3 separate regions of the Mus musculus genome follow, and all the other regions are linked to region 1. The links are chromatin loops, found by intact Hi-C in ENCODE. Cell type or tissue: heart. All regions are shown on one strand. Links, peaks and the distances in the headings refer to the core of each region. The heading gives the core; the rest is flanking DNA. Region 1 has its middle 17 kb from the start of Cavin4. Region 2 holds the start of Tmeff1 (transmembrane protein with EGF-like and two follistatin-like domains 1). Region 3 overlaps Msantd3 (Myb/SANT-like DNA-binding domain containing 3).

Region 1 (10,438 bases), core at 1,353-9,352:
AGGCAGAGGCAGGAGGATTTCTGAGTTCGAGGCCAGCCTGGTCTACAGAGTGAGTTCCAGGACAGCCAGGGCTATACAGAGAAACCCTGTCTCGAAAAAAAGAAAGAAAGAAAGAAAGAAAGAAAGAAAGAAAGAAAGAAAGAAAGAAAGAAAGAAAGAAAGAAAGAAAGAAAGGAAGGAAGAAAATACCCAGAAGCGTCTGAAAGACTGTGGAGTACATAAACAGTATGAGTAACCACTCCAATGTCTGGCTACGGAAAGGCTTTTACTGTAGATATGAGGGAGAAAACAGCAGAGGCATCTGGAAGTCTAGAACAGAGAAAGAAAGAAGTAGACTGACCAGCAGACTGGACCTGACCAGAGAGAAGCAGTAAAAGGGTGGGGGATGGGGGGAGGCGGAGATGAAGACAAAGAGAGGACCAAGAAAGCACATACACAAAATAGCAGGGTTATAAGGAGAGTGAGTGACTGGGGAGAGGGAAACCCATGAGCTGGAGATGTTTAGAGTGGGAGGTGGGGATAGCTGAGAAGAGCTAAGATGGTAGGAAGCAGGACACTGAGAAGAGCCAGGTTGCCAGCACCGGCTCTCGTGTAACCAGTACTCCTGTGACACTGAAGAGCTGGAGGCCAGCGTGTGCTTTGGTATGCTAATAGCACCACGGGTCTCCGAATGGCTCCTTTGGACTTTTTTGGAACTTTGTGACTTCCTCACAACTTTTTTGGAACTTTGTGACTTCCTCACAAGTTCCCGAGGAATGCTGGCTTTTGTCTGACTGTCAGAATGTGGGGAAATGGAGTTTCCTCTGGACCTGACCCAGAGAGAGACAGTAGACTGGATGTGACCAGAACTGTCTTCCAGAGAAGCAAGAGAGTGCAGAAGTGCTGATAGTGGAGATAGTGAGGTAGCAAGAGATGTGAGGAAGGGAGGACCCCGTGGGGAAAAAAAACAGCAAGTATCTGGGAGGAGATACGCCTAATGAGAAGGGGCGGGAGGCTAGCCTTGGGGCTTTTGAAATATATAACAAGTACTGGGAGCAAGAACTGAGGGGGCCTGAGGCCAGCATGGGCTTTCATGTGCAACCCCAGGTATAAGTCTATTTCTCTTCTGGTAAAGCTTAAGGAAATGGCTCTGTTTGGAGATGAAAAACCAGTTTCACAAGTTCCTGAGGCAAGCGGGGTAACCACCAGAAATCCTTCTATAGTCCAGCCCGAGCTCACTTATAGGCACACGTTTCCTGATGACTTCCTCGAGGTCAGGAGAAGCTTCCCAGTAAATAAAGGAAAGTTATTTTATGACTATAATGCTGAGCTGGCCTATTAATAATTCAAATAAGTTACCCTTCATTCTAAAAGTAGATGGAAGTTATTATATTATCTAGTGCCAAAGAAGTTATTATACAGGCTACGTCTAAAATAGTCAGTGGAGCAAGAAATCTTCCCCCTGCTGGCACCTTCATGAACTCAGATCTCTATATATGACAGTGTAAGACCAGATGAGCCCAATGTCTGGGATGTCCCACTCAAGAGCACAGGAACCATACTAAGCACCAGCAGCTGAGAATTAAGCTCTGCTTGTTTGCTGCCACCAGGTTAAAACAACGCTGATTATAAAGTAGTCCTAGCTTCTGAGCGAGTTGGACATACTCTTTCATCCCAGGAAGCTGCAGCAGCCTTCCTGCTTTTGGGAATGTGAAAAACGGGTAGAAATGAATAGTAACAGAGCAGCCTGGTGGGTTTGCAGATAAAGACTTTTTATTGTAGATAAGGGGTGGGGGTACAGTGAGACAGAGACAGACAGACAGACAGACAGACAGACAGACAGAGAACAGACAGAGGCATCTGGAAGAGTCCAGAGCCAAGAAAGAAAGTAGTAGACAGAACATGGCCAGCAGACTAGACTTGGCCAGGAGACACAGGGAGGTGGGAGCAGGGAGGGGACAGAGAGCAGAATGTTGGGAGCCGCGCCCACATTCGCCGTTACAAGATGGCGCTGACAGCTGTGTTCTAAGTGGTAAACAAATAATCTGCGCATATGCCGAGGGTGGTTCTCTACTCCATGTGCTCTGCCTTCCCCGTGACGTCAACTCGGCCGATGGGCTGCAGCCAATCAGGGAGTGACACGTCCTAGGCGAAATATAACTCTCCTAAAAAAAGGGACGGGGTTTCGTTTTCTCTCTCTCTTGCTTCTTGCACTCCTGCTCCTGAAGATGTAAGCAATAAAGCTTTGCCGCAGAAGATTCTGGTTTGTTGCGTCTTTCCTGGCCGGTCGTGAGAACGCGTTTAATAACAGCAGAAGACAAAGGGGGTGAGCTTAGCGGGAATCTCGGGGTCATAAGGAGAAAGAGTAGCTGGGGGAGTTTAGGGTAGTGGCAGAGGTGGGAAGAATTAAGATGCGACATGGACTTTGAAATGTGTAACAGGTCCTTGTGGTACTGAGGGAGCCTGGAGTACTTTGGTATGCTAATAGGCACCACCAAGGGTAGCCATTTGTCCCTTTGCTAGGGATAAGGAAATGGTTCCTTTTGGTAGATGTTGGGGAATGGTTCTAATTGCTTTGTCTTAATTCAGCTCCCAAAAACCATGCTTCCAGAGGTCAAGGGTCCCTGCACCCAGCTGGCTTTGATTCGTAATAAAGAACTGCCACACAGCCAACGGCTGTGCAGGGAGACAGAGTCGGGACTTTTGGATTGCATGGCAAGGGACAGAGTGGAAGAAGGAGAGAGAGAACCGCCATGTTCGCAGAGAGGTCAGAGTTAAAGGCCCGCCGAAATGTAAGAATCTGGGGAAGCGGTCCCAGGGGCCACTCCCTGGTGGGTGTCTGGGGAACCAAAGATAAAAAATAGATTTAGAAAATGTTAACTCAGGAATACTGGAGGCGAGTGTGTGCTAGCCGTAGGGAGGTTTCGAAGTGTCGGAACCATTGAGCTCGTTAGGCAATAAAGTGTGTGTGTGTGTGTGTCTTTCATTCTCAAATCCAGAAAGCTCTGGCGGTGGCTAAAGGCTCCATCACCTGCTGAGAGGGAGCTCAAAGCAGATGAACTATTCACCACTCCCGGGAGAGGTGAACAGGCTGGCTTCACACGTTCCCGAGTGATGCAGGCTTCTGTCTAGCTGCCAGAATATGGAGTCTCCTTTGGACTAACAGTTCTGAGCACACAATGATGTATCTTTGAATCTCCACCCCCATGAACCAGTTTATTCACTTGGCCTCAAGTTGATAGCATCCATATTCTTTTCTAGAGTTGTTATTTATGAGTAGTGACCAGGCTAAGTCAAAATTCTGTGGTTTCCTTCCCGCCATGTTAAGTTTAGGCACGAGTTCTGATGAGTGAGGTTTTCCTGGGCCAAGTGGGCTAGGGGTAGTATGCTGGAGTGGCAACCATTTGGAAAGGAACTTTTCTTAAGTGGCTGTCTTCCTGGCAGTGAGGCGACTTCATCAGAGGCACTGTGGCAGGGACAGAGCACAGGGACAGAGCAATGGGCCAAGCACAGCCCAACTCTCAAGGTGCTTATAACGGTTGAGCAGGGATTGCCCATATATAAACTTTAAAACAATGAATGTTCCCAAGTCATGTAACAGCAGACTTTCCTGGCCAGAGAGTTGGGAGGGAAGCCAGGAAAATGTCCCTGAATAAATATTGTTTGAACTGAAATCTGAAAGATAAACAGGATTTAAGAAGTACATGGACAGGTACTGGGTGAGACACAAAGGTCCTGAGAGTGGTGGGGTGAAGCCATGGATCTGTTAGGCCAGCAGGCCTGGAGTGCAGAAATAGAGTAATAAGAGACCAATCTGGGTCTGGAGAGATGGCTCAGGGGGTAAAAGCACTGACTGCTCTTCCAGAGGTCCTGAGTTCAATCCCCAGCAACCACATGGTGGTCTGTAATGGGATTCGATGCCCTCTTCTGGTGTGTCTGAAGACAGTGTACTCACATACATAAAATAAATAAATCAGTTGGAGATGCAAGCAGAGGCCAGACAGCTAAAGCCATTGAATGGTTATAGTACTTATGGACCATAACAATATATTGTAGCTAAGCAGACTTTACAATTACGTCCTATCAAAACAAAGAAAATGGATAGTATATCAATAAATATGTAAATTCCTTAAATTCTACTAATAACAAAAACAAAATTTTAACACAGATATTACAACAGGTGGCTCCTCTAGAGGCCACCTGTGTCTCCCCTAAACACTAATGTCCGGCTGTTCCAACTGAATAAGTACTAGTTTACCAAGCAATTTGCATAAATTACCTAACTTAATAAAATACTCTTACAAAATGGTTTCTAGAAAGGAAATATAAAAGATGCAACTTGTCCAAGTTTTCAGAGTTAGTAAATGGCTGAAATGTGAAACTGAGCGTCCAACTGCAAAGCAGATGTTAAAAAAGCAAAAATAACCAAGGAGCTGAAGGGAACTGCAACCCTATAGGTGGAACAACAATATGAACTAACCAGTACCCCAGAGCTCGTGTCTCTACCTGCATAAGTAGCAGAAGATGGCCTAGTCTGCCATCACAGGGAAGAGAGGCCCCTTGGTCTTGCAAACTTTATATGCCTCAGTACAGGGGAATGCCAGGGCCAAGAAGTGGGAGTGAGTGGGTAGGGGAGCGGGGGGGGGGGGGGGGGGGGGAGGGTATAGGGAACTTTTGAGATAGCATTTGAAATGTAAATGAAGAAAATATCTAATTTTTAAAAAGCAAAAAAAAAAAAAAATGCAGTCTCCTTCCTGATTAAGGGCTGGCATGCAACAGATAAACAGCTATCATAATGTCCACTAGGTGTCAGACGTGAGTTGCAATGATGTTTCCCAGGACAGGAAGCTCCAGCTCTCTCATTGGAAACATTTGAAGTCCGGGTGGTTTCCTTGAAAAAAAAAACAAAAACTAAGCCAAGTACAGCCGTTACCTTTCGGTATAAAGTGGTGATTTTTTTTTTTTAACAAGTAAAAAGGCAATTAACGGTGATTTTTTTTTTAACAAGTAAAAAGGCAATAAACTAACAAAACTATGCCACTGCTCTGTTCAGTGTGCTCCTATCTGTGTCCTTCAGTAAGAAACTTCAGTCCATAAGAAAGCCTAGCGCACTCTGCTCCAGGCTCTGCCCCTTGCTCCCCACAATCTAACTCTGAGAACTTGGACCAGCTATAGTCCTTATATTTCGCTTCTAAATCCATTTTGTAAGAGTACGTTATTAAGCCAGGTAATGTATGCAAATTGCTTGACATAACTAGTGCTTATAACGCAGGAACAGGTGGGCGTTAGTGTTTAGGGGAGACACAGACAGTCTCCAGAGGAGACACCTTCCTAATATCCTCGCTCACTTCAGCCTCCTGTCTCTGGAACAGACTTGAAACTCTTCGTAAATCCCTACGTGGTTGAAGCAGTCCTAAAACATTGTAGCCATTGTATCTGAGAAACCTTCCAGACACCAGAAAACAGCGGCAGCCGTAACTGCTCTTTGTTCCCTTATCCTGACTTAGGTCATCTGGGGTCAGGGAGACTTGCTGCACCTGCCTGGTGACCTGAGTTTGATCTCGGCCACCTACACACAAATCTGGGTGTGGTGGTGTCCATCAAGAACACTAGCACTCCTGTTGAAATGTGGGAGACGGAGATAGGAGAATTGCCCAATAGCCAACTAGTCTGCAGTGCACAATTGCAGCAGTAACAAAAACAGAGACCTGCCTCTGTAAGACTCTGGCGAGCCTTAGTTTACCTGGGACTCTTGAGTGAATGACTCGGAGTGGGGAATTGATGCAAAAAGCAATAGGAATTCATTGTTCCAACGTGTTGGGGTCGTCCTACACCAGAAGAAAAAGTGTCGACCACGTGCATCTCCTGCAGCGAGTATTTATACAGTTTTCAGAGGAGCAGCCATTAGGCACAATGTGATTGGCAGAACAGTGTGACTTTTAAACTGATTGGTCTTTAGGGAATGAGGTGGCAAGGACTTCCCTTGTTTCTAGGTGACCAACGTGCCCTGTGTCTATGTGCTCTGGGCCTCCCCCACCAGCAGGTGGCCAATGGTCAGTCCACCACCACCACCACCATGGTCTGAGGAATGTAATTAAGCCACTCCCTTCTGCGGGGGGGGGGGGGGGGGGGGTGCCTACGTGTTTCATGACCTTTTTTTTCCAGGAGGGGAGGGGTCTGGTAGAATTTTCCAAATGCCCTGAGCTGACCTCTTTCACCTCAACAAGGTAGAAGGGGAGAACCAATCCTTTGGCATTGTGGTCTGATCTCCACATGGATGTCATGGCACACATACACACATACACACACACACACACACACACACACACACACACACACACCTGCACTCGCTCATACACACACATGAAAAATCACTGGGGGTGGAAAGATGCCCAGCTTGCTGCTCCTGCAGAGGACCTGAGTTCAGTTTTTAGCACCCATGTGGTGTCGCATAACCACCTATCTGTCCAGTTCCAGGGAACCTAACGCCTTCTGGCATTCTTGGGTGCCAGGAACGCAGTTGTATACATGCATACATGCAGGGAAATATTTTAAAAGGTAATATTAATATTAAAATTAAATTATTAGTGTTAATAGTTATTAGTGTTATTTATTAATATTGCTAATAGTGTTGTGAATACTAAAAAGATAATATTTAAGTAGCAAAAAATCAAAATAAAGCCAAACACTAAATATAAATATATATATATAATATTACAATCTCAAAAACTAAAAAGAACACGCAATGAGAATCTTCTTAGGTTTCCCTTGCCCCTCTAGGCAGGGGGCTTGGAGGGACTGAAAACTGACTGGGTTCCAAAGGAGCCTGAGAGTCACTCCTGTCTCCATGGAAACCCACCCATAATGCATTCAATTCAGGAGGAGGGAATGATTTGGGGAGGGGGAGGCAAAGGTTCCCAGCTGCCCCTCAGGGGTCTTTCCAGGGAAGTTTTAAGAGTCAAACAGTTCTGCCTTTGGAGGCGGGGAAGGTATTCATACAGCTAAGGAAGACTCTTGCGCGCGCTGGACTGGCTAGCAGTAATGACGCTGCAACAGGATCCTTCTGCACACGTTTATTGGGAGAGCTTGATTGCAGAGGCGAAGAGACCCCGAGCCAAGAACTGGTGCTGCTTATATAGGCCTAGAAGAGGCATGTCTCACACCCGGATTGGTTATGCACTACGCCTCATTTGCATGATCCTCATCTGATTGGCTACTCTCTGTACCTCACAGAGCCTCATTATCATACCTCATTTGCATGTCTCACATCTGATTGGTTATACTCTCAAAGCCTCATTATCATGCCCGGGCCAGGCAGTGTCTTTGCAAAAAACTTTACTGCATATGTACACATTGGTTGTTTGTCCAAACTTATGCGTGGTGGCCAGCAGTAGTCAGTGCCACTCTGCAATGGCACATGTGGCTTCCCACAGAAGATACTCATTTCAATGGATTTTATTTTATCCTAAACTGAGGTATTTATTCAGCTATGGTTGTCAGTGGAAAGTATGCTCTGATGGAACATCTAACGAGATCTAATAAATGAAGACATTGGGCCCATGAGATTCTTAGAATCTTGGGTGTTTTACAATGTGACATAGCGGGCAAACCAGCAGGAGTGATACCTTCACGGACCCAGCAAACCCTACTCACTGTGCCCCTTGTGTGCATCAGGCACCTCTTGAAGTAAGTTAACTTTGGGAGAGGGAGCTTACGAAGCCATGACTGAGAAACTTCTGGCCCTTCCTAATTAATGCTGTCAGAGTCACCGGTAAAACTCAATTTGGGATTTTGTCAGTTATGAAAACCCCTCCTTTCAAACTGTCAAGACTGACTGATGAAAACCCACCACTTCACCTATCTACTTTGTCAGAAGTGCCTGAGGCTGGGTGTTTAGCTCAATTGGTAGAGTGCTTGCCTAACATGCAAGGCCCTAGATGGAAGCAGGAAGGTCAGAGGGTCAAGGTCATTCTTGGCTACTTACACAACAAACTTGAGGTAAGTCTGGGATATGAGATATACTACCCACCCCCACCCCCACCCCACCCCCCAAAACGTGTGAATCTCAGCCTCTCCTCTAAGCTGTGATCTATAGCTCTCCCCCATCAGCCCTCACTTAAGACTAGCACTTCAGTTCAGTATGTCCAAAACAGGCCTCAGTACGGGGTAACAACCAAGTTCATTGGGTCACATAAAAAAGACAGATGTATTTATTCTCGAGTGTTCAGTCTACATATATGCTTGTGTAACTGCGCATACTTTGTAGGGTCCGGAAGAGAATGTTGGATCTGGAGTTTGGGTCTGCTTTGAGCCACCTTGTGGGTGCGAACAAAATGCTGCAAAAGCAATTGAGCCATTTCTCCAGCCCGCGGGTGACATTTTGAACTCTGCACATTAGGACTTAAACTAGGCAGTGCCTTCAAACTGAACCCTGCTTTCATATGTAGCGGATTCCATGCTCCCATCCCAACCACCTCCCTCCTGACGCCTTGCCACCTCCTGGTAGGGATGAGGCTCTCTGCAAAGGGTAAGCTTTCATTTCAGCTTCTCCCAATGGCCATGAACTGATGAAATGGGATGCCCTGCTCTAAATCCTGCTTCCTCTCGAAGCAACCCACAACATGCAGTTCCCCAAGGGGACACAAAGGCCTGTCTCCGGTCATGGCTGCATGCTACCTTTACCATCGTAACTTGTCAGACAGGTGCCTTACATTTGGGGGAAATCCTGCATATGCAAAGCCTCTGGTAAAATCGGCACTTTGGTCTGCAATTTTGCTACTAAGCCTTGTATGGCGTTTCCATCAGCTAGAACTTGAAAGGGGAAGAATGTGCCCTACAAATGCATTTTAAATCCCTAACACATTCTGATGTTTTATGCTGTCATTCAGCTCCAAGGTGACAAACACCAAAGGATCACGGTAAAAATTGGTGTTCTTGCTGCAACCAAGGCCATTTTGTTGAGCAGCCACACGTACCCTGGCAACTGGCCTTGGCCAGTGTAGCGGGTGACAGAGGCTTTTATCACAGTCTAAATGGAATAGCGTGCTGCCTTAGTTGGAATTTCAGGTGCCAAACAATACACAAGAAGAAAGCCACCCGTGTTAAGGATCAGGAGCTGTCTTTCTTTGAAACACACAAGAAGCAGGCAGAGCTCTGGCCTTGAGCAATGAATAGATTGAAGAGCTCACAGTGGCCTTCAACCTACAAGGAGGCAGTTTTACTTCTCAAGGGCATGGGTGTGCTGAAGGGAGGGCAGACTAGCAAGAAAAGCAACCCGCGGGAGCGTGGGTTGGTGAGTCCTTCGAGACTCAAGTGAAGCAGCAGCTTTTCTTGATCGCCCAGCACTGCTAGATTCTGATCTGGGAGGGGGCAGCCGAAAATGCCAGGACATCGCCTGCTCAAAGGAGTCATAGGAGTGGCCCAAAAATGAGCAGCAAGCGCCTTCACTACAGACCAGGCACCAGGATGAAAACATGACTAGCCCTCTCCTTATTTGAAGATCAAACCTGAACTTTCAGAAAACCAGAAGCTATAGAAAACCTGCCCCAAAAGAAAAACGAAAGGAGTCCAGTGATTCCATGTCATCAAAACGCAGTTAACGTGGTTCGGAGGGACACTTTGTATAATGTGATCCAAGACCTGTAGCAGATAAGAATACAGTGAAGGGTTGAGAGATGGCTCAACCGTTAGGAGTATTTGCTCTGTAACCCTCAGGATGACAGTTCGAATCCCAGACCCACAAAAGCAGCTCACCTGTAAAAGGCAGGCAGAGGTAGGAGGATTGCTAGCTTCTAGCCTAGAAGAGAAAGTGGGAGAACTACCTTCAGGGAGAGATCCTGCCTCCAGAGAATAGGTGGCCTGCCAGAGGTCACCTGATGGCCTCTTCTGACCTTAACACACAAGTGTACACTCACACACACAGACATGCATAAAAAAGAACCACAAGCACCAGGCCTGTTCCAAACCAACATAATGTACAAAAGGCAAAGAAGACAAAATGGTTGGATTTTTTTACTTTGGCTTCTACTTTTTATTCATGAAAACTTGTTTTGGGGAATACACACAAATCCACTCTCGACAAGCCGAACGCCCGTGTTGACTCCGATACCTGGATCATCACATGCAGGAGACAGGCTTGCCTTTCCCTGTCTCCCCTGGCAGAGCCTCCACCCCAGCTCCTCACCTAGCAACTGCAGCAGCTGCCCTGCTCCATCTCACTCCCAGAAGGGGGTAAGTCCCTCGAAGGGTTTGACTTGAGTAAATTGTTTAAAGCCTGGTGTGTAACACTGCACTACTGATCAGTAAGTAACCGGGTGTTTTAAAATAATGAACACTGCCTAGAATGTCATTTACGTTAAGTGAGTGTGTGAATTTTGCAGCCCATCATCTCCACGCCATGAAAGAAGGTAGAAGATACAAGAATGTTCAAATAAGAGCACAAATCGGAAGTGTTTGAAGT
Region 2 (10,438 bases), core at 975-8,974, 93 kb after region 1:
AACACCGCACTGGCCACTGACGATGCTAGCCTGGATGTGATGAGAGCAGAGCCTGGCCCACAGAAGGTCACAAACAGGCGTGTGTGTGTGTGTGTGTGTGTGTGTGTGTGTGTGTGTGTGTGTGTGTGTGTTCGAGGTCTCCCCCAGGCCCTTCATCCCACACTAAGTGTGTCACAACCCATAGATCTCTAGAACACGAGACCCAGGGGCTAAGGCAGAGGACACAGGAAGCAGCCCAGCTGCTGAGGACCAGATGAGTGAAGAGCCCACGCCTTACACGTCACTGGCTCACTGTAGCTGTGTGAAAGTGACGGCTCAAAGCTGTCAGTCTTCAAGTCTAGAAAGGGCTGAGACCCAGATTCTGAAGGGAAGCCTTGAGACTTCAACCCTCTAGCCTGAACAAGAGTCTCAGTCTCCATGGTGTCTTCTCACCTGACTGCCAAGTTCTCCATTTCTGCCTGGCCAGTTCTAGGTTTTGCATTCTAAAACCACAAGGCCATGTGAACTTTCTAATGAGACGCCCAGGTCCTTAGAACAACTGTCAACCTTCCAGATTGCCCCTGAATGCCTGTAGCTGACATGGCGGCAGCCTGTGCTATCTTCCCCTTCCCCTTCTCCAACCTTTCCCACCACAACCTAGCGCATGGCATTCGCTACTATCCTTGTGGCTATAACAAAATACCTAACAGAGCAACTTAAGGGAAGGATTGACTCTGGCTGACAGTTCAAGGGTTCGCCATCGTGCCCAGGCAGCAAGAACTTAAGAGACAGTAGTCACATGCATCCAATCAGGATGTGGGGAACCATGATGGCTGGTTCTCAGCTCCCTTTCTCCTCCAGGAAATGGTGTCTCCTCCTATAGGACAGGTCCTCCATCTCAATGATTCTAATCAAGATAACCCTCACAAAGGCCTGGGGGTTCCCTCACCTAGGTAACAACTCAGTTAGTCAGGTTTGTCTCCTAAATTGGCCCATCATTATTACACATCACAGGCAATAACCCTGAAATCCCACCTTCAGTTTCCCATCTCTGTGCCTTTTCTAAGCCTAGAACCACCTCTCCCAATTCTCTTCAGAGGCACTGTTCATTTGGTCATTACACCACCCCAGACAGAAATAAGTGTGATCTAAGTGAGCCATGGAGACAAAAGCACCTTTGATATGGAACTTATAAAGGAAAAAGAGCATGGGCCACAGGGTGAGAGAGGAGAGAGACTGCAGGTCCTGAAGGTAGCCATGCTGGAAAGCGGCATTATGGCAAATACTTGAAGGGGAGGAGCTACGTGACTGGGACAGAAGGTTCCAGGCAAAATATCAACAGCAAAGGCTCCAGGGAAAGGCAGCGTGTGTTCTTAACCACTGAGCCACTTCTCCAGCTGCCAATTCATTCTTTGTATTAGGTCTGTATATTTGTGTGTGTGTGTCTGTGTGACCTACTATGCCTCAAGATCTGGTCCAAGCACTTCTTACTCTAATTTCCACCAATCAGGACTATCATTCTTAGCTCTGTATGCATATCCTCTTACAAGCATTCTGTACGGGGGGAGAGGGGTTGTACCACCACCACCCCCTTTCTGATGCACACAAGACTGGTAGGAAGGAACTGGAAAAGTATAGGGAGAAAGGAAACTGTAATCAGAAATATATTGTATGAAAAAAATCTATCTTCAATAAAAGAAAGAAAACAAAGGCAGTAAAATTGTTTACAAATTATTTAGTATACAAACGTGCTTTCACTTCCCAGTCTCACTCAGACCTTTTTATTTTGTATAGGATTCTGGGTAAAACAGTTCCCCATTTTCTTAGATAAACCACACTAGCGGCCCAGTTGCCTGTGATATCTGTGTTCCTTTTAGGAAGGCAGAGGTCTGCCAAATGCTTGTAATGTTTCCTGGACAATCCAGAACTCATCGGGGTTGTCACACTTTCTCTGTCGTCTTGATCTGAAATCTAATCCACTCAAAGGCCATTCGTTCCGAGTCTTTCCTTTATCACGTCTCCCCTAAGCATTTCACAAAATAACTTTTCTTTTTTTTTTTTTTTTTTTTTTTTTTTTGGGTTTTTTGGTTTTTCGAGACAGGGTTTCTCTGTATAGCCCTGGCTGTCCTGGAGCTCACTTTGTAGACCAGGCTGGCCTCGAACTCAGAAATCCGCCTGCCTCTGCCTCCCGAGTGCTGGGATTAAAGGCGTGCGCCACCACGCCCGGCTGTCAAAATAACTTTTCATGTCCGTACTTCTCAATCTGAGCAACGCTTACTGCAAGTGCCATTGGCAGAAATCAGTTTGAAAGCCAACAGAACTGAATCTTGGTAGGCAGGGAAAGTGAGCAGCAACACAGGTAAAATGCAGCCAAAGGAGGAGTTTTATCACCTAAAATGTGTGTTGTGAGCCTTCCTGAGTAGAGATGGAGACTGGCCAACTTGAGATGTCAAAATCAAGGCCAGGAGAATATTTACAGAGACATTTCCATTCACCAAATAAGATTTACAAAGGACCAACAACTGCATGAAAAAGATGTTTAACCTCGCCATAGTCATTTGGGAAAAGGCAAATCGAGACCACGTTGACACAATTTCACATCCAATAAGATGGCTGTAATCAGAAAGACAGACACAAATTCTGGGGAGTACGTGGAGAAACTGGGACCCTCACACACTGCCACTGCCGGGGAGGATGTAAGAGTACAGAAACTCTGGAACAAAGTGTGGCAGTTCATCAAAGCATAAAAGATCTGAGCTCCCGTGTGATCCACTAACTCATTCAGTGTACACCCAAGAGACAAAAACAGCAGGATGCACAAGACGTCACCACATCCACACAGCAGGATATTCAACCCTAAAAGGGAATGTGGTTCTAATACATGCGTGAACGTTAAAAAATACCATATTAAATAAAAGAAGTGGGAAACAGTGGGCCTCAGAAGGTGTGGTCCCACTTCCTTGTACGTGCAGAATGCAAATCCACAGTGGACACAACGCCGAGCAGTAGCAGCCAGTGGATGACTGTCAACAGTAGAAGGTTTCTTTTCAGGGTGAAGAACTGTTATAGAATTAGTGGTGATATTCAATTGCGTTACTAGACTGTTCTTACTGCATTGTTTGTTTGTTTGTTTGTTTGTTAAGCCAATTAGTGTTAGTGGCCACTAAGTGCTTACTGGCAGGGGGCGAGGTAGATCCAGATGAACTAAGCAGGAATTTCCATTGCACATGTTTTGTAAGAGAATCATCACCCCTCCTCCAACTATAAGGTCTCTGAAGGCTGGGAGGGCCTCTTATAAATTTTCCTTAATATTTAGTATGTTAGATTATACTACACAGGCTCACTAAGTAAATCAACAATCATATTTTACATGTCCAAGATGTCAACCTGCCCTGACCACTGTTTCCCACACTAACTAGACAACTCATTGTTTGTTCCCTAGAACTCTGAGGTGCCTGCCACTAGCCAGGCTCTCCTGTCAGCCTGCCATTCATAAGATTCTTACCATCTAGAGGACCGGCTTCTTCCTTCTCTGACATGTTGGAACCCAGTTCAAATGTTCCTTCTTACCTGTGTCACTGACTCCCACGTCTGCTCTGTTTTCCTACCTCTTTAACCACAGTCCCTGAACCAGAAATATTTCATATATTTAGCCTCTCTGTTCTTCTCAAACACCCAAAAGCTCCCAAAGCCAAAAAGGACCACGGCTTCTATCAGGAGTGGGGAAAAATGTTATCTCAGGTTATCCAGCGTTGAGCTCTAGTTCATCTTCACAAAAGTCACGTAAACAGAAAGCCTCCTCACGAATCAGATTTCTAAAGAGTAACTATAAATAAAGAAATGTAAACAAAGATAAAAGAGCATCCGAGAATGAGTGGAGTACTGTGGAAAGAGACAAATAAAAAGAGCTTACATAAACGAGAGAAGAAAGGGGCTTCCCGCTTGGGGAAGATGCTGTGAAAGGACAGCACAGGCCCATTCAGCATCGCTGCCTTAAAGGCGCGTGCTCTCCAAACTCAGTCTAGGACCCTGACAAAAAGAACAACACCCACAGCAAGCAGCTTGCTCCCTGAACAGCGGCACACCCCGAAGCTGGCTCCAAAATACATTTCCTGGGCAAACCAATTGTACTCGGTGATGCTGAACAAACTTTCAGATCATACTTAGAAACTACTGCTAAATATTTACACTGTCTTGACGAGGAGCCAAGAGACCAGAAATTAAAGAACACACCCTCATGTTTAGAAAAAAAAAAAAAAAAAAAAAAAAAACACCAGAGGGCACATGCAGATCCAGAAGATCATCTATAGGTTAACGTGCAACCTAGCGGCTCAAGTTTTTGAAAACAGATAAATCTGTGCACACTAGCACTCGAGTGTGTGTGTGTGTGTGTGTGTGTGTGTAGAGAAAGAGAGAGAACAAGAGAGAAGGACTGAGTGTGTGTGCACACTTAGATTCCTTATAAAGGCATGCTCTAAACCGCATCTTCTTTTCCACTAGACTGGAGATGTGGCCTAACTAGATGCTCTGACCACATCTTTTAAGGGTAGTCTGGTGAAAAAGATGGAAAATATCGAACTCCAAAAGCTTGAAAACCTACTAAACTCAACTGAAAAGAATGCACCTCTTGAATGTCTGATTAACTGACGCATCCACAAACTTCCAATAAAACACTGAAGGACCCAACCCTTCTATAATCTAAATAATTTCTATTGATAAGGCCCATAAGCTCATCTTATTTACAAATGTCACAAAACTCTAAGTAACTCAGCACACACAGCCTGACAGAATCAGACTCCATTAAAGATCCCAGAAGTCTAAAATATCAAACTGAAGGATAACAAAAGGGAGTCAAGGACAGGGCTTAGATTTTAAAGCTCAATACTCCCTTTAGATAACTTTACAAGGGAACCTTGGACTTGCCATCTCAAGCTGCATTTAACACAAACGCATCGTGTGCACAAACTGGATTACTACAGTTCTCAAACTCATCAGCCAAAATGTGCATTCGCCTTCTTTGTCCCAGAGAGTTCTAACAAAAATCTGTCGTTATGCCCTGGAATGATGTCATTATGCCCTGGAATGATGTCTCAGCCATTAAGAACACTTGCTGCTCTCACAGAGGACCTGAGTTCAGTTCCCAGCACCCACATGATAGACAGTCCAGTTCTGAGGCATTTTCTTCTCCTGCCCTCTTCTGGCCTCTGTAGGCACTGCATGCATGTGAGATATATCTATTATATGTATAATATATATAATATTATATGTGTGTGTACAGGTAAAACACATAAAAATAAAATATAGTTAAAGTATACCTTAGTCCTTGAAAACATTGAACAATATAACTTATTTACATTCATTATTGGTGACAAATATTTCTAAAGGAAGGATGAGATATTAAATCTAAATCTGTTTTAATTGAAGAAACTAGTGAAAAAATTACTGACTTGCACCCAAATTTCAGCTCTGCAGCAAGGGCTATGGCCTCCAGATGAGCCCCCTTCTTTCCACACCGTGTGAGTGCCCAGTCCTTTCTGAACACTTGCCCCACGCACTAGGACAGAAGCAGAGAGGGTACACACACACACAAATACACACACACACAAATAACCGTAACACATCACCCAGTAAGATATTTTGACAGCGTGGTCACCTAAAAAAGGTAACCATCATTTGGTACCCCAAAAAAAACCCAAATCACTCTGATTTACAAAGAGCTTATCTTCTTAAAGAGTGACGGCTTACTAAAGCGTCATCCCATCCCAATTACGATTAGAAAAATAGAAGAGAGTTTATGGGTGGAAAGGCTTTTAATGGGCATGCCATTTTTATTAGTTCTCAAAACCTCTCATAAAACATACCATATGAAAATTACTAAAAAAGGTGTCCCCCACCACAAAAAAAAAAAAAAAAAAAAAAAAAAAAAAGGCCAGCATAAAGCCTCTTTCGCCTAAATCACTGTCCTATAAACATAGCCCCTTCACGAACTCCCAGGCTGTCTGTCAGGCCCCCACTAGCTGACTCTATCGACTCTCAGGTGCACCCCTCCTCCCCGCTTCAACCCTAGTTAAAAGGACAAGTGCTGGTCTGAGAAGTGATAAAAGCCCAAGTGAGCAAGGGCTGGCTTATGACCACTAGGTCTGCTGGGCCAGCTGCAAGCAGACCTACCCTCCCCCAAGAGAACCCGGAAGCCTCTGCTCGCCCGAGGGCCTGAATCCCCTGGCTCCCCTGGGACTCTTTCCAAAAGGACGGGGGAACTTTACTGGCCGGCCCCCTCCTCCCCTGTGTCATCCATTAAAACCCCAGCACGCTCTTTGTTTCCAACAGCTGTGGGAGGGCAGGCGGCCTTGGAGAGAGGGGAGAGGTCACTTACTCCCTGGCTCCCCTGGCTGCCAATCTTCCAGGTCCTCCTGCAAAACACACACACCACCATTGCCTCTCTTTCTACACCACTTTAATTAACCCGGGGTTACTCTAGCTACACAGGGGCACTCTCTGAGACCTAATTACCTTTCATACCCAAATCCCACACAAGATGACTCCCTAGCTCCCTCCCTCTGTCAAACTGGGTTCACTACTGGGCTCTCATCTCTTCACCCTATATACGTACTCCAGCGTGGTTACCTGAGCCTCAGGCTTTGTCCAGACACAACCAACAAAACACTTCCTGGGCCCTCCTGGGACTCCCTGCTGCCCTGATGCACAGAACCGTGGACAGATTTGGTCCCCACTGCACCCCTGAACCCAAAGGACAAACATAACCACTCCTTCTTTTTACCGGCATTACCCCTCTTAAAACCCAGGAACTCTTAAGAACCTCCCCACCAACACATGGTCAGTTCTCAGGCCCTTATCCTCAGTCCGCCAGTTCCTCACCATCACACTCACACACAAACACACACACACGCACACACTCCCCTTGAAGCCTAGCCGTCCTCCCTCCCTTGGGGCTTCACAACACTTTACACGCGCTTCCACGAGCAAACCCAGGATCACTGCTCCGTCTCGCGGAACCTCACCAGCTCACCACGCCGCAGGGCCGCCCTAGTCCCGGCCACTCGACACCTACGGACCCACAAACGACCACTCCCCATCCCCAACCCAGGTCCCCAAAGCCCGCACCGCGAACTCTCGTCCTGCCCTCCGCCCGGCCCCCGGGACTCCTCAGCACCCTGGTCCACACCGGGTCCTCCCGCGGCCCAGAACGGCGGAAGGGAGGAGCCCCAGAGGCGGGCGCCGGCGGCTCCTACCTGAGCAGTTGCTCTTGCCTCTGCCTCCCGGACAGTCCCCGCCGCCGCCCGCGGGCTGGTTGGACGCGCGGCTCCCGGGCAGGCAGAAGGCGAAGAGCAGAAGCACCGACGTGTAGCCGCAGACGGCGAGCGGGGGCGCGGCCGGCAGCCGGAGCGGCGCCTGGGCGCCCATGCTGTCGCGGCCGCACGGCGGGGAGCTCAGGGAGCGGCAGGCCGGGCACACCGGCCCCGCGCCGCCTCCTAGCAGCCGTGCAGCCGCCCGGGGCAGCCCCGCAGCATCCCCGCCAGGCCCCGGCCCTCCGCGCTCGGGACAGCCTCGTTGGGAGACCCCGGCGCGGGCGAGGGGCGCGGGCGCGCGAGGGCAGGGAGCGCGCCGCGTGGGGAACACGGAGCTGGGGCGCGCGCGGGGGGCGCGGGGCGGGGACGGACGCAGCTTCTAGCTCGCAGGCTCGCCTTCCCTTTGTGTCCGCGCGGCTGTCGCCGCCGCGTCACAAAGACCCCGGCCCGCCCGGTGAGGGGCGCGTGACGGAGCCGCGGGCGGGGAGGGAGCGGCGACCCCGCCCCGCGCACACCCCCGGCGCCGAGCTCCGCCCCTCCCGGGGAGCCATTGTTCCTGAGGCGGGCGGGGGCGCGGGCCGGGGTCGCCGATCCCTCCGGCTGGCCGGACGGCGCCGAGGATACTGGAGAGAGCTTCGGGACGGTGTCTCAGAAGCCCTTTGTGAGCCTTTCCCACGCGCCTTCTAACCCTGCACGAGCTCGGGTGGTCTTTCGTGTGTTTTCCAGGTGGAGTTAAAGGCAAAAGGTGACTTGTCCAAGGTCAGTCACATCCCAAGAAATGGGCAGGATCGGGATTGGTACCTAGTGCTCACTCCCGCTGTGCACTTCTCCGGGGAAAAGGCTTAATCCCCAAGACTCGCCCCACCGGGTTCCTGGATAACTACATCTCTCGGCTGAATCTTTAAAGTGCGTTGCCCTTTCCGCGCATAATAGCAAAGATTTAGAGCGGATTTGCTATATCCAAGGCCTAGAGGAAGCTCTTAGCCTGTATCCTCTCCAGTTCTATTTCACAGCCCTACAAAGGAGTTCCCATACTGGTTTTCTGCCTTCCCCAAATCAGGAAGTTGGGACCAAGAGTCTTCCAGCTGTCTGGAGCCCAGTACAGTCCTCTGCAGCCCTCACCTTGCTAGATGATAACTTTACACAGGCAATAAGACCATAGGCCAAATTTTTGGAAATTTTCCGCTTTGTTCGAAGTCTGTTATTGTTGCCCACTTCAGAAGGAATTCTAGAATTTCATTGTAAAATTAAGAAAATTGCAAAAAGGACACTTGAAGAAAGCTACAATCTAAATACAAAACAAACACTGAACATAGAAGTAAAGACAAGGAGGCTTTGAGAAGTCCAGGCAAGGGAGAAAGCTTTGGAGACCAGCAAGAGATAGCCGGCAGCTGAGAGCCCAGGCTGCTTTTGCAGAGGCCCCAGCTTGGATTCCCACAGCATCACAACCATCTGTAAACACTGTACCAAGAACTCTCTTCTGGCCTCAAAGGGCAGTGTAGGCATGTGGTATAGATATGCATCAAACAAAACACCCATATACATTACAAATAAACTTATTTTCAAAAAAAATTTAAAGCCACTAGCAACAAAGGGAAAGATATTTAAACCAAAAAGTTACCCCTCTGGATGATTATTAAAAAGTTAGAAAGACTGACAAACTTAGCACTATTCATGCATACATTTTGGAGGGCGCGGCAACCTAAATATGAAGAAAAAAACTAAATTTGTTTTCCTAACAATACCAATATTGGAATTTTTGCTTTAGAGATGGTTGAACAAGACACAACAATGAATAAAGGAAGATTTTCATGACAGCTTTTGTGTAACAGTAAAATATGACCCCGGTGGTCATCTTTGTGTATAGATTTTGATAATGATTAGGTTAATGATGAATGGTATAGAAACAGGGATACTGGAGACTGGAGAGATGGTTCAGTGATGGAGTCCTTCCTAGGTTTGGTTCTCAGCGGCCACATCAGGTGATGCCCAACTGCCTGTGACTCCAGTTCCCGGCAGTCTGAAGCACATAAACCCATATAGGCACACATCAATAAATAAATGCTCTTTAAAGAAAAGAAAACCTTTCTTTTCTAAACTATACATATGTACCAACCCAAAGAAAGAGCAAGACTGCTTTACCCCATTACATTACCACTGACTCTGGAAAAGAGGATTGTGGGTGATAGGTACTTGCCGCTCATATTTTTCTGTTGAGTTTTTTTTCAATGAAAAGGTTTTGTCATCATAATTTTAAAAACTATTTGCTGTTAAGTTGCACATCTGCCATGCTTTTTATCTAAATAGATCTGCATCTCCAACACCGTCTATAGTTTGCCTCCAGCCTCTGAGCTGTTAGCCTAGCACACTTCCTGATGCACTGAACCAAGAGTGATCCCAGCCCCTGCCTGCTCAGCCACAGCAGAGGCCTCCTCCTGTGGCCCAGCTCCCAGCAGCCTCTCTGTTAAAGCTTAATGTCACAGATGTCTCCTCCATGAACAGTGTCTTCACGCTCCCAGCCCCAGGATGCTGCCTTATGCAAATATTTCCATTTGCCTGCTAATCCTAGCCCAGGCAAAAATACTAAGAGGACACAACCTTAGTTTAAATTGAAAGCAAATAACCCTAGGTCTTGAATCACAATTCGCATCTGGATCCTTTTCCAGATCAGCTAAGGAAAAAGTCAAAATGGAGTTCTCCACATTTTTCACATTGGAAAAGATTCTGCGAGGGGACTTTACTCCAGGGAGAAAGGATCTCTCTGACTTTAGTACTACTGTGTCAGAAAGGAGTTCTCATTTTATTGTTTGGTCAAAGAAGAAAAAATATTTTAGAGGTTACATAGAAGCCCTATCATACTTCTTAGTATTTGTGATTGCCAAATAACAGATAACTAAAGGATGTGGAACTCCTATGTAAAATCCACCCAGAGAGTTTAAAAGGAATGTAGATTTCTGAAAACTGCTCCAGACAGTCTAGAGGAAGTTTTAGTATCTATTTCTTTTAAAGTTCTCTAAATAATTCAGATGCACTGCCAAGGTGAGGAACCCCATGACCTAACCTTGATCAATCAACTATTGCTCCTTAACAAACAACCATAAAATGTGGGCACCAGCCGGGCGTGGTGGCGTATGCCTTTAATCCCAGCACTC
Region 3 (10,438 bases), core at 1,042-9,041, 120 kb after region 1:
AAAGTCTTAAAAGGCAATTTGTGACCCACATGAGGAAACACCCCTCCAAAGGCTGGGCTCTTCAAACGACCACACTCCAGAGGTGGGAAAACAGCCAAGCACCCAGCCGTACAATGAATGGGGCGTACCTGGTGTAAAAGCTCCAGTCAGCTGAAAAACAAACAAAAGAACAAAAACCCACTAAAAGATAAAGTCAAAATCACCAGCCACACTCCTTTATCTTGCATTTCTTAAAAAAAAAAAAACCAACACTCACACATGGTTCATCTATGAATTCTAATTAAGAATGTTACATTCAGAATTATAGCACGCATAGTGGTGACTTTTAGAAGACTGTAACAGCTTCTTGGCCACCTCGGGGGTAGACGGGGTGCAGCTGTTTTACCTGAATGTATCCTTAAATAAGTGACTACTACCACTCTAATCCACCTAGACGCAGGTCTGTTGCGGGCTAGTGACCAAAAAGGCCACACCCCACACTCGCCTTGCCAACAGAGATTAACTACAAGGGAGCCATCCCCAAGTCTTAGGGTGAATTGGGAAAGGGCCGGTTAAACGAGGAGACGGGCCACTCCTTGGTAAAAGTCTGCAGTTTCCTCTCCCAGTACATCTTCTTTTTATTGAGGACTTCCATTTTGATCCGGTGCTCCTCCTCGGCCATCTCGCACTCGCGCTCGATCTGCTGGATTTTGGCCACGTGCACCTCGTTCATTTGGATCAGCTGCAGCTGTAAGATGGACATCTGCTGATGGTGCTCCTCCTCGTGCATTTTCTTTAAAGCACCTTCCTGAGGGGTTTTGCTCCTGTAGTTTTTATTGGCGGTTATCCTGACGGCTGAGCATGAAGGTTCGGGTTGTGAGGTCCCCTCACAGACCGGAAAGGGCCCGAACTCTTTCTCATCCTCGCACAGTTCTCGATTTGAAACAGCAAAGGACTCTGGAAACAATAACAACAAAAACAGCAGCAGGAAACATGTTAAACGATTTTACAGGCAGAAGAAAAACATCAATCCAATTCCAAGTGACAGAGTCCTCCACTGCAAGAGGAATCTAAAGAAGTGTCTGCGTTCGGCCCTCACGTCCAGGTCCTCTGACCACATCTGACTTTGATGACGTGTTTCACTTTGTCATTTCTAGAACCACACACTGGGATGTGCTCAGAGAACAGAATTATCACGAGTCAGGGAGCCTGAGATGGTGATGAAAATTTCCAAGCTGAAAAATGCCTGGCTTTGAGAAGCACGAGGTCGCCGGCTGGGGCAAGAGTGTGAAACGGAGTCTTCGTGCTACCTGCCCCGTGTGATCACCTTTGACAGTTTCTCCATCAGCCTCAAGCCCTTCATTCTATCAAGGGTGCCGGGGCTTCCTGCCCATGGGAGTCAGCCCCTACACTCGCTCCTCCTCGGGGATAAGTCTAGCTCCGTCCATGCCTCTTTAACCGCCTCCATCTGGCTGTCAAGGGCAGCCCCGCGGAGAGGAGGCGACGTACAGCTCCCAAGGACATTTATTATACCCCTTACCCTCTCCTCCGCACTTGACAACCCTTAAAACCCACTTCCTCCACTAGCTCCTGACTCACTGCCCTCCCACCCTCCCAGAGTTTTCATAGCTGGAGTCCCCTTGCGGCTCACTGGAGTACCAAGGCTCTTGCTACATCACCCGTTCCCCTCTCATTATTCCCCTAAGGTCCCGGACATCTCTGCTTCTCTTCTCAATTTAACCTGGCCCCAACCTCGTATCTTCCGGTTTGACTCTTCAAACGGTCCCGTAGCACCGCACTCCAGTCCTACCTCAACACTCCTCTAGGTCCCGCTCCTGTTCCCGGCTGCCTCCCTATTCCTGCGGCCTGACGTCAGGCTCAGTGCTTGACCCCTCACCACGTTCCAATTTCCAACCTCCTGGGATTCCTGCTGGTTCAGGGCCAACACCGCTTGTTCGGAAACCTTAGACTTCTCTTTCATAAGGGTTCTCCTTCACAACACTCAGCACGCCGTGTTATATTTTGGCACCAGGCCTTGCTCATTTCATTTATCCTTGGATACTAATTATTTGCCCTGCTACCCAGTGGATGGCTAATAGCTACTGGCTGAACCCTTTAATCCACAAGGAAGGGAGCACATGGATACAAAAGGATGCCTCTGCATGGGTGCAGTGTTTACAATGGTGTTTTAATATTTGTATGAGAAAATTTCAGTAAGAAACTCACTAACTCCACTAACTCATGGAGTCATTTTGTTTGATGGTTCATTTGCTTGTTGGTCAGAAAGCCTCTAGCCCAGGCTGTCCTCCAACTTACTGTGTAGCTGAGGATAACCCTGAACTTTTGATCCTCCAGGCTCTACTCCCCAGCCACTCCCCAATGCTGGCATTACACTACCACTTCTGGTTTTATGTGATGCTAAGAACTGAACCCAGGGCTTCCCATGGTAGGCAAGCAATCTCCCAATGGAACTACATCTCCAGCACCCTCCCTAAGCCCCAGGAGTTTTCTAGCTGTGACTCCAGACTGTCTTGAGAAGCTCTGCATTCTCAATAATGAGAATTTTCTCCTTAGAGAAAAGTAATATTAATTTGTTAACAAAATTGGGTACATTATATGTCCATTACGTTACTCTGGAAGATGGGATGCTGGGAATGTTAATAATGGCTGCTGGGGGGGGGAACCTAATTTGAAATGCTCTGTTAATGAAAGGAGAATGGCTACCGTCTGGATGGTTCCGCTCCAAGGGTTAAGGTAACAACTAGAAGTAGTCTCTAATTAAGGCTAAATAAGAAATACAGCAATCTGAAATATTGAAACTATTGGTAGAGAAAAATTTTACAAAGAATGCTTCCATATCATCTAGATAATGGAAATGTCTCCCTAGCACTCTCATCAAGTCCAGTGGCTCTCACCTGGACAGTGTCCTTCCTGCGAAGTCTATCTTCCTGGGCCAACCAACACCTGCCAGAGCCCTGGCCTAAGCCATGTATTATCATACATGTCTGCCACCACCCCACAACTTAGAAGACTGAGGTAGGCAGTACAACTGTTTGTTGTTAGCTTGGGCTTGGTAGCTGACTTCTGTCTCAAAAATAATTATCTGGGACTGGAGAAATGGCTCAGCACTTGCTGCTCTCCCAGAGCACCCAGGTTTGATTCCCAGCACTCTGATTTCAGTTCCAGGAGAATCTGATGCTCTCTGCTGGCCTCTATGGGCACTACGTGCATGTATGTGCATACAAGATGTAAGTGCAGGCAAAACATAGACATAAAATATAACTACATAAAATAAAAATACACGCCTGGCGTGGTGGTGCACACCTTTAATCCCAGCACTCGGGAGGCAGAGGCAGGCGGATTTCTAAGTTCGAGGCCGGCCTGGTCTACAAAGTGAGTTCCAGGATAGCCAGGACTATACTGAGAAACCCTGTCTCGAAAAATCCAATATATAGGGGCTGGAGAGATGGCTCAGCAGTTAAGAGCACTGACTGCTCTTCCGAAGGTCCTGAGTTCAATCCCCAACAACCACCCATAATGAGATCTGACGCCCTCTTCTGGAGTGTCTGAAGACAGCTGCAATGTACTTACATATAATAAATAAATAAATCTTAAAAAAATATATGATACATAAAATATTCTATATACATAGATATATAAAATATATGTAAATTATAATATTTTATACATAAAATAAAAATAAATCTTTAAAAATGAACGAATATCTAACCCCTCCCCTACCAGAAAGAAAGAAAGAAAGAAAGAAAGAAAGAAAGAGAGAGAGAGAGAGAGAGAGAGAGAGAGAGAAAGAGCGAGCCTCTGGTTGTTTCCTCCCCTCAATCAGCAATCTGGGGATAGATCCTGCCTCACTCCACTCTCACCCAGAGCCCAGCAGAGCCTGGGGCAGCACTGAGCACTGAACATGCATGTGCACTTAACTGGCACAGTGGGACACTTCTCTCTCCACCTGACACAACTGAGGGACTGGCACTGGACAAAGGAATGGGGAACAGTAAACTGGACAGAGGCCCTCAAATGTGAGCATCTACCCCATTACCTTTCTAATCTGAAAAGCTTAGATCTGAAAATGGCTTTGTTTTTTGAAGACTTCTGTGGACACTTGTAGCCTCGGAGCTTTGATTCCTCTTGTAGGAGTCTTTAACGGTTATCCATCATGACATCATAAGGCTTTCTCCCAACTCCCTACTGTTCATCTTTATCTCAGTTCTAGGCTTCAAGGACCCAGTGGCAGCAATGACCACTGCCGCTCATGTGCACCACAACAGGTACAATCTGCATCTAATCTTTACAGCCCTGTGAGAGAGTGTGACTACAGTATCCAAGGCCATCTGGCTACATGAAAACCTAGGATTCAGATCCAGGTCTGCATAACAATAAAAATCATAGCATCTTAATGTCCGTAAGAGAGAAATGACTCTTTTAAACTACCCTTTTAAAAATGTGTGCTAAACATACATTCCATAGAAAAATGGCTACACCTCTTAAGACTGGTAGAAGACAGGGCTCAAAGCCATGCAGAGTAGTAAAGTGACCTTCAAACAAACATTAGCAGCAATACAGAGACAAGTACTCAGATAGGCTGAACCATCCCTTGATTGGAAAAAGCCTGGCCTGGGGATAGTAGCCTGCTGCAAACACCCCCCACCATCTCTCTCCCAGGTGAAACAATGCCACCCAAAGTAGAAAACCCAATTCTATGCAAAGAGTAGGAAGGCTTTCTGGGATGCAGGAGCACACAGCCAAGAGGGTGTTCTATCACTTGGGTAATTTGAATAAAATTAGCATCCACGGGAAAAGCCTCCTACAGCTATGAAAAGATGAGAAGAAAACTGTGCAGGACAATCTCATTATCCTCTTCAGAACGGAGGGAAGGGGTGATGAGAAAATCTGAACAGTGGGGTGGGTGCATAAGGAAGACTTTTACATCTGAACTAAAATTAAAAGGCTGGGTTTACACGCATCAGTGGAGACCCAGATCTTAACCTCACTACTCCAGGTGAGAAAAGTGAAAAGGGAGAGCTAGCCATAGCTCGGGTTTAAGGAACGAATGTGAGGGAATGCTAATACATGGCAGACCCATCTGGGTGTAATACAGGAGGATGGAGTAGGCATGAGCATCAGAAGGAAATACACACAGAACCAATACACAAGAGGACCGTGCCACAGGCCAAGGGTGCAGGAGCGCCACAACTGGAATACGCCACAGTCCTCTGTACCTGAGGTCACAGCCTAAAAGAACAATGGGACCTAGAAGGAAATGTTCACATGACTTTATTATAGCTTCAAAATAGAGATACAATGCATTCAAAATTAAATATTACTTCTCCCAAATATGAGGCTGCTACTAAACATGCCTAGTTCTCTTAAATGTATCTAAGTGGCGAGAGACATGGCTCAATGCAAGGGTGCTGTGCCAACCCTGATGACCTACCTGGGTTGGTATTTATTTAACCTGCCATTCTACCTACTTGGCCACCCTTCTCCATACCCGTTCCACAGAAGGGATAATTAAATTATCACAGAGCACCGCATCTGCACACTGTTAAGTGTTTTAAAGAACGGGTGCTTACAGGACAAATGCTGGTTTTCTTATAAATACATTCCTAAATATGTTCCTTAAGTGTAAGGCCACTGTGTTCAAATACTGTTGGGCATGTTAAGAAAGTCTCTGACAAATCCAGAATATATAAAAACGTATTTAAACATGTAATTAACATTAAATTATTGCTGAGATTTTTTTTGGTGGTATTAAAGCTTCAGAATGTGGTGTGTGATTACAGAACATCTCACTTGTCTCCACTCACATCTCAACTGCTAATTAGCTTCCTGCCGCTTGGGGGTGCTGTATTAGAACTGAAGCTCTGAAAATACAAAACCAACACACAGTGTTCAAACCTTCTACTTTCCCCCACCAAGTGCCAGAAAGGATCTCTGGCGATCCTAGCATTTTGTTTTCATCTTCTGTTTGTTTAATTTAATTACTACTGTGTGTGAGAGACAGAGAGAAAGGAGGAGGGAGAGAGGGAGAGAGAGGGAGAATGGGAGAGGGGGGAGGAGGGAGAGGGATAGAGGAGGGTGAAAGGGAGGGAGGAGGAGAAGGAGGGCAGGAGGGACAGAGAGAGAAGGAAGATGGGGAGAAAGCGGGAGGAAGGAGGGAGGGAGAGGGAAGTGGGACAGAAGAAGGGGGAGAGGGAACTTTTGGTGTGTGTGTGTGTATGTACATACATACATACCTTCATAAAATCACACATGTGTGTAAAATCAAATAAATTTTAATAAATTTCTTGCAAATGAGTCTCTAACAAATGTCACCACAGAAAGAATTCTTATTTTGTTTGTTTGTTTGGTTTTTTGGTTTTTTGTTTTTCGAGACAGGGTTTCTCTGTATAGCCCTGGCTATCCTGGAACTCACTTTGGAGACCAGGCTGGTCTCAAACTCAGAAATCCGCCTGCCTCTGCCTCCCAAGTGCTGGGATTAAAGGCGTGCGCCACCAGCTAAGAATTCTTATTGTCGCCAGATGTAGTGGTGCACACTTTTAATCCTAGTACTTGGGAGGCAGAGTCAGTTAGACCTCTCTGAGCTTAATGACAGCCTGGTCTATACAAAGAGCTCCAGACCAGCCAGGGATACATAATAAAACTAAATCTGAAACATAAAAAAGAAAGAAAGCTGGGCAGTGGTGGCACACACCTTGAGCCCCAGCACTTGGTAGGCAGAGGCAGGGGAATCTCGAATTCGAGGCCAGCCTGGTCTAGAGAGTGAGTTCCAGGACAGCCAGGATTACACAGAGAAACCTTTTCTCAAAAACAAAACAAAACAAACAAACAAAAAATCAGAGAGAGAGAGAGAGAGAGAGAGAGAGAGGAAAAAAAGAAGATCCATATTTTATATCCTTCTTGCTCAAAATTTCTGAGTAAATGAATTGCATTTTTTTCCAAAGGAAAGAAGTAAAATCTCAATATCCAACCTCAGATTTTAAAAGTGTGGGGGAAAAAAAGGTGTTTTGTTCCCAAAATGAACCCTATGAGGGCTAGTGAGATAAAGCTATTTATCACCAAGCCTGACACCAGAGTTCAATCCCCAGGATTCACAGGATAGAAAATGCCCAAAAGTTATCCTCTGACCATCACATGTCACACACATTCACTCACACACATAGAGCACACACACATACATTCACACACACACACACACACACACACACACACACACACGCATACACACACACAGTAAATGTAATTTGTATCAATAAAAAGAATATCTGTAAAACTGATACATAATAATCTAGGACACACTTTTGCTAAATAAACGGCAGTCACATGAGTGTCTTCCTCAGCATCTAGACCCAAGGACAGCTAGCCATGTGGGAAGTAACACTGCTAACTCACTTCCCTCCATCCCCAGAACCACTCCTACAGTGTGGTACTGACTGGATGCTCTGTGGCCAACGAGATCGAAAGTGAGGGAGCTACAAAGTTAAGCAAAGGAAGTGGGTGCCACACAGAAGCAGAGGAGAGAGAGAGAGCTGGCAGTGCCCATGTGAACTAACTGTAGGTGCCAAGAGTTAGCTTGGCATAGGAACCCACGGATCAAACTCCGGACAGGTCCCGAACATCAGGAAATGATACAGAGGCCCACGACCCTGACCACCCTCATCACCCAGCCTGGACTCAGCCTTGATCAGCTGATTAGCAAGCCAAGTTTATGTCCTAATTTAGCTTCCCGGGATGATCTGCTCATAGGGACACGTGTTAATCAAGAGTCTGGATTTGGCTCACGTGGTAATTACCTTTCTCACTCCACACAGCACTCATGGTTTCAGACAGTTTCTTATGACTTTTAATTAACAAGAGCCAGTCTCTGAGAGCTCTGTGTACTCTGGGGACACTGGCTTCAGTGCTCTGCAAGCTAAGAGGCAGATTTCCCCAGCAAGCTTGGGGTCCTTAGAGCACCTCTGTGCAGCCCTGGAGTGTCCTCACCGACCTTCCTCTGCAAACTGCGGTGGATCTTTATATAAAGAGGCCACTTCCTGTCCTAAAAGGGTCGGGAACTGTTGAAATTTTATTTCTGTACATTCTCTGCCTGCCTGGTGACAACATGAGGCACCCCTTGATGCCAACTACAAGTTATCAGGACAACTTTGATTATCAACAGTCCCTTCTTGATTCTTAAGAACAATGTGTAATCTTTTGCTCTTTTCCACAGAGTATGCTAAAATTTAACCTTTGTCCCTAGGACTTCTCTAAAATGCCACAAATAAAAACTCTGGACTATCACAGTTATTACAGTGGTTAAAAGTGTCAGTATGGATCTAAGTGAGCACTAAAGGGCATTTGCTTCATTTAGTCTCTGATCCGCTACTTTTTAAAGGTGCTGTATTACTTTTTAAAGATTCTTTAATCTATCTTTATGTGTATATACCTAGATGAGGCTATGCTCAGGAGCATGTGGGTGCCTGCACACACCAGAGATTGATGTCCAGGGGCAGAGTTACAGGCAGTTATACACTGCCCAGTGTGGGTTCTGGGAACAGTACTCTGGTCCCCTGTAAGAGTAGTATCCAGGGCTTGGAACCACGGAGTCATCTCGTTAGTCACTAATTTGTACTTCTATTTCTTAACTGGAAATAGTTTACTCATTTAGCATGGCCTTCTGAGTGTTGTATCTGACACAGCAGGCCCTCAATAATAACTTTTTAAAAGACCAACTCAATGAATATAAATCTCCATCCAATTTCCTTTAATAAAGTGGAGATAGTTTGTGCTAAGCAACCATGCCTCCTTAACGAGCATGGTACACACGCAGCTCTTTATGGTTAAGCAATAACATAACTGCAACACCCCAGTCTGATATCAACATTTCTTACAAGTTTCCTCACTACCAATCATTTCACAATTGCAGTATCAAGCGGCTGCAGCCAGTGCAGCCCACTGCGTGCGGAGGGGTACCTTGGGCGGCCGCATCCTGGTGGTATTCGGGCTCCTCCTCCGGTGGGCTCTGAAGGAAGTACAGTTGCTCCGGCAGCATGCTGCTGATCTTCTCCTTGTCCAGGACGTGGCTGCTCAGCAACGGGCTCCCGCTGCGCTTCACCTTCTCCCGCCTCTCGTGGGCCATAATTTTTTTGGTCCGAGCCTTGATGTTCTCCCAGCACTTCTTGAGCTGTTTGAAGTCCCGCAGCGACACGCTGGGCTGCGAGTTGTACTCGTGGGCCAAGGCCTGCCAGGTCCGCTGCTTGAGAGCAATAGTCCGCGCGTCGCTCTTCTTGCATTCCAACACATACTTGTACTTCTCTACCAAGGCAAGCAAGATGCTCTTCTCCAGCTCCGAGAAGTACTTGGCAGGTTTAATGATTTCGTTGTTTTGCATTTTCCACTCTATTTCTCCTGGTCGTTGGCTAGCCTGCAAAAGGAAGTTGAAAGCAAGAATTACCAACTCTAATACTACAAAATGTCACAAGTCACAGAGGATTAATCCCTACCTTGGTTCCTTTTTTTTTTTTTTTTTTTTTTTTTTTGGCGTTTTCGAGACAGGGTTTCTCTGTGTAGCCCTGGTTGACCTGGAACTCACTTTGTAGACCAGGCTGGCCTCGAACTCAGAAATCCGCCTGCCTCTGCCTCCCGAGTGCAGGGATTAAAGGCTTACGCCACCACCGCCCGGCAGTTCCTTTCTTTTAAAAGGGGGCAAGTAACTTCGTTTTCATTAATGTTGAGTCACAGGAAAACATCCACAACTTTATCGGAAATCATGGGATTTCACAATCTCCGAGTCAATTTCCCAGGAGTCTTTGTGGCACCTACAATATTACTCTCAATCCTAATTTACCTCTGCTTAACGGAAGGAGCTGCTTAGCCACCCCACCCCCCAAGTCAGGCAGCTCTGGAAATAAACAGCTTGCTCAGTTTATTAATTTCAGCTTAGTATCCTTGACTTACGTGATTACCTAGGCCAACCTCAGGTCCTTCTTCAATATGGGAGGTGGAAGCTAGCCATGGTAGCTTACATCTGTAACCCACTACTACTTGGGAGGCTGAGGCAAGTGGACTCGTGTGGGTTGGAGCCCATAGTGAGTTCTAGACCACCTGGAAAGGAGTCCTGCTATCGAAAAGTGAGGTCGCCTGAACACCAAGAGTGAGAGAGACAGCAAGTTCGTTAAGTTGTTTTCTCAATCAATTTGTGTATTTGAACGTTTCCACAGGGTGAAAAAGGATGTGTGTGTGTGTGTGCATGTGTGTGTGTGTACATGGGGAAAAGGCTGTGACTTCTTTTTTTTTTTTTTCTTTTTTTCTTTTTTCTGTTTTGATTCGGGATTCCATTTAGCCTATGGCTTTTTTTTTTTTTTTTTTTTTTTTTTTTTAAATCCCATCATGGGAGCTGGAGAGATAGCTGTACAATTAAGAGTGTTTGATGCTCTTCCAGAGTTCAGTTCCCAGCACCCCA

The links. Peaks named below come from ENCODE experiments on the same cell type or tissue, not always from the same donor. Only the 100,000 strongest peaks of a DNase experiment are listed, where the experiment ranks them.
Region 2: a loop joins it to region 1, with 2.9 times the contacts of the local background. A loop is called at or near these places in 13 of 42 quality-filtered maps.
Region 3: a loop joins it to region 1, with 3.0 times the contacts of the local background. A loop is called at or near these places in 4 of 42 quality-filtered maps.

Annotation. Positions count from the first base shown.
Region 1 is chr4:48,675,510-48,685,947 of GRCm38, reverse strand. No RefSeq gene overlaps it. Among named protein-coding and RNA genes, the nearest start is that of Cavin4, 17 kb to the right of the region's middle. In heart, for the core only: a CTCF peak has its summit at 4,794 (motif pointing right); no DNase peak of the experiment used is centred there; H3K27ac peaks cover 417 bases.
Region 2 is chr4:48,582,433-48,592,870 of GRCm38, reverse strand. It overlaps Tmeff1 (transmembrane protein with EGF-like and two follistatin-like domains 1), which reads right to left and starts at 7,697. Exons shown (of 10, transcript NM_001356272.1): 1 at 7,230-7,697. The coding sequence starts at 7,401. In heart, for the core only: CTCF peaks have their summits at 5,182 (motif pointing left) and 6,473; a DNase peak (open chromatin) is centred at 6,190; H3K4me3 peaks cover 3,108 bases; H3K27ac peaks cover 2,850 bases.
Region 3 is chr4:48,551,342-48,561,779 of GRCm38, reverse strand. Msantd3 (Myb/SANT-like DNA-binding domain containing 3) reads right to left here. Exons shown (of 3, transcript NM_001145924.1): 2 at 8,950-9,400; 3 at 1-936. The coding sequence starts at 9,367. The coding sequence ends at 527. Among named protein-coding and RNA genes, the nearest start is that of Msantd3, 16 kb to the right of the region's middle. In heart, for the core only: a CTCF peak has its summit at 5,823; no DNase peak of the experiment used is centred there.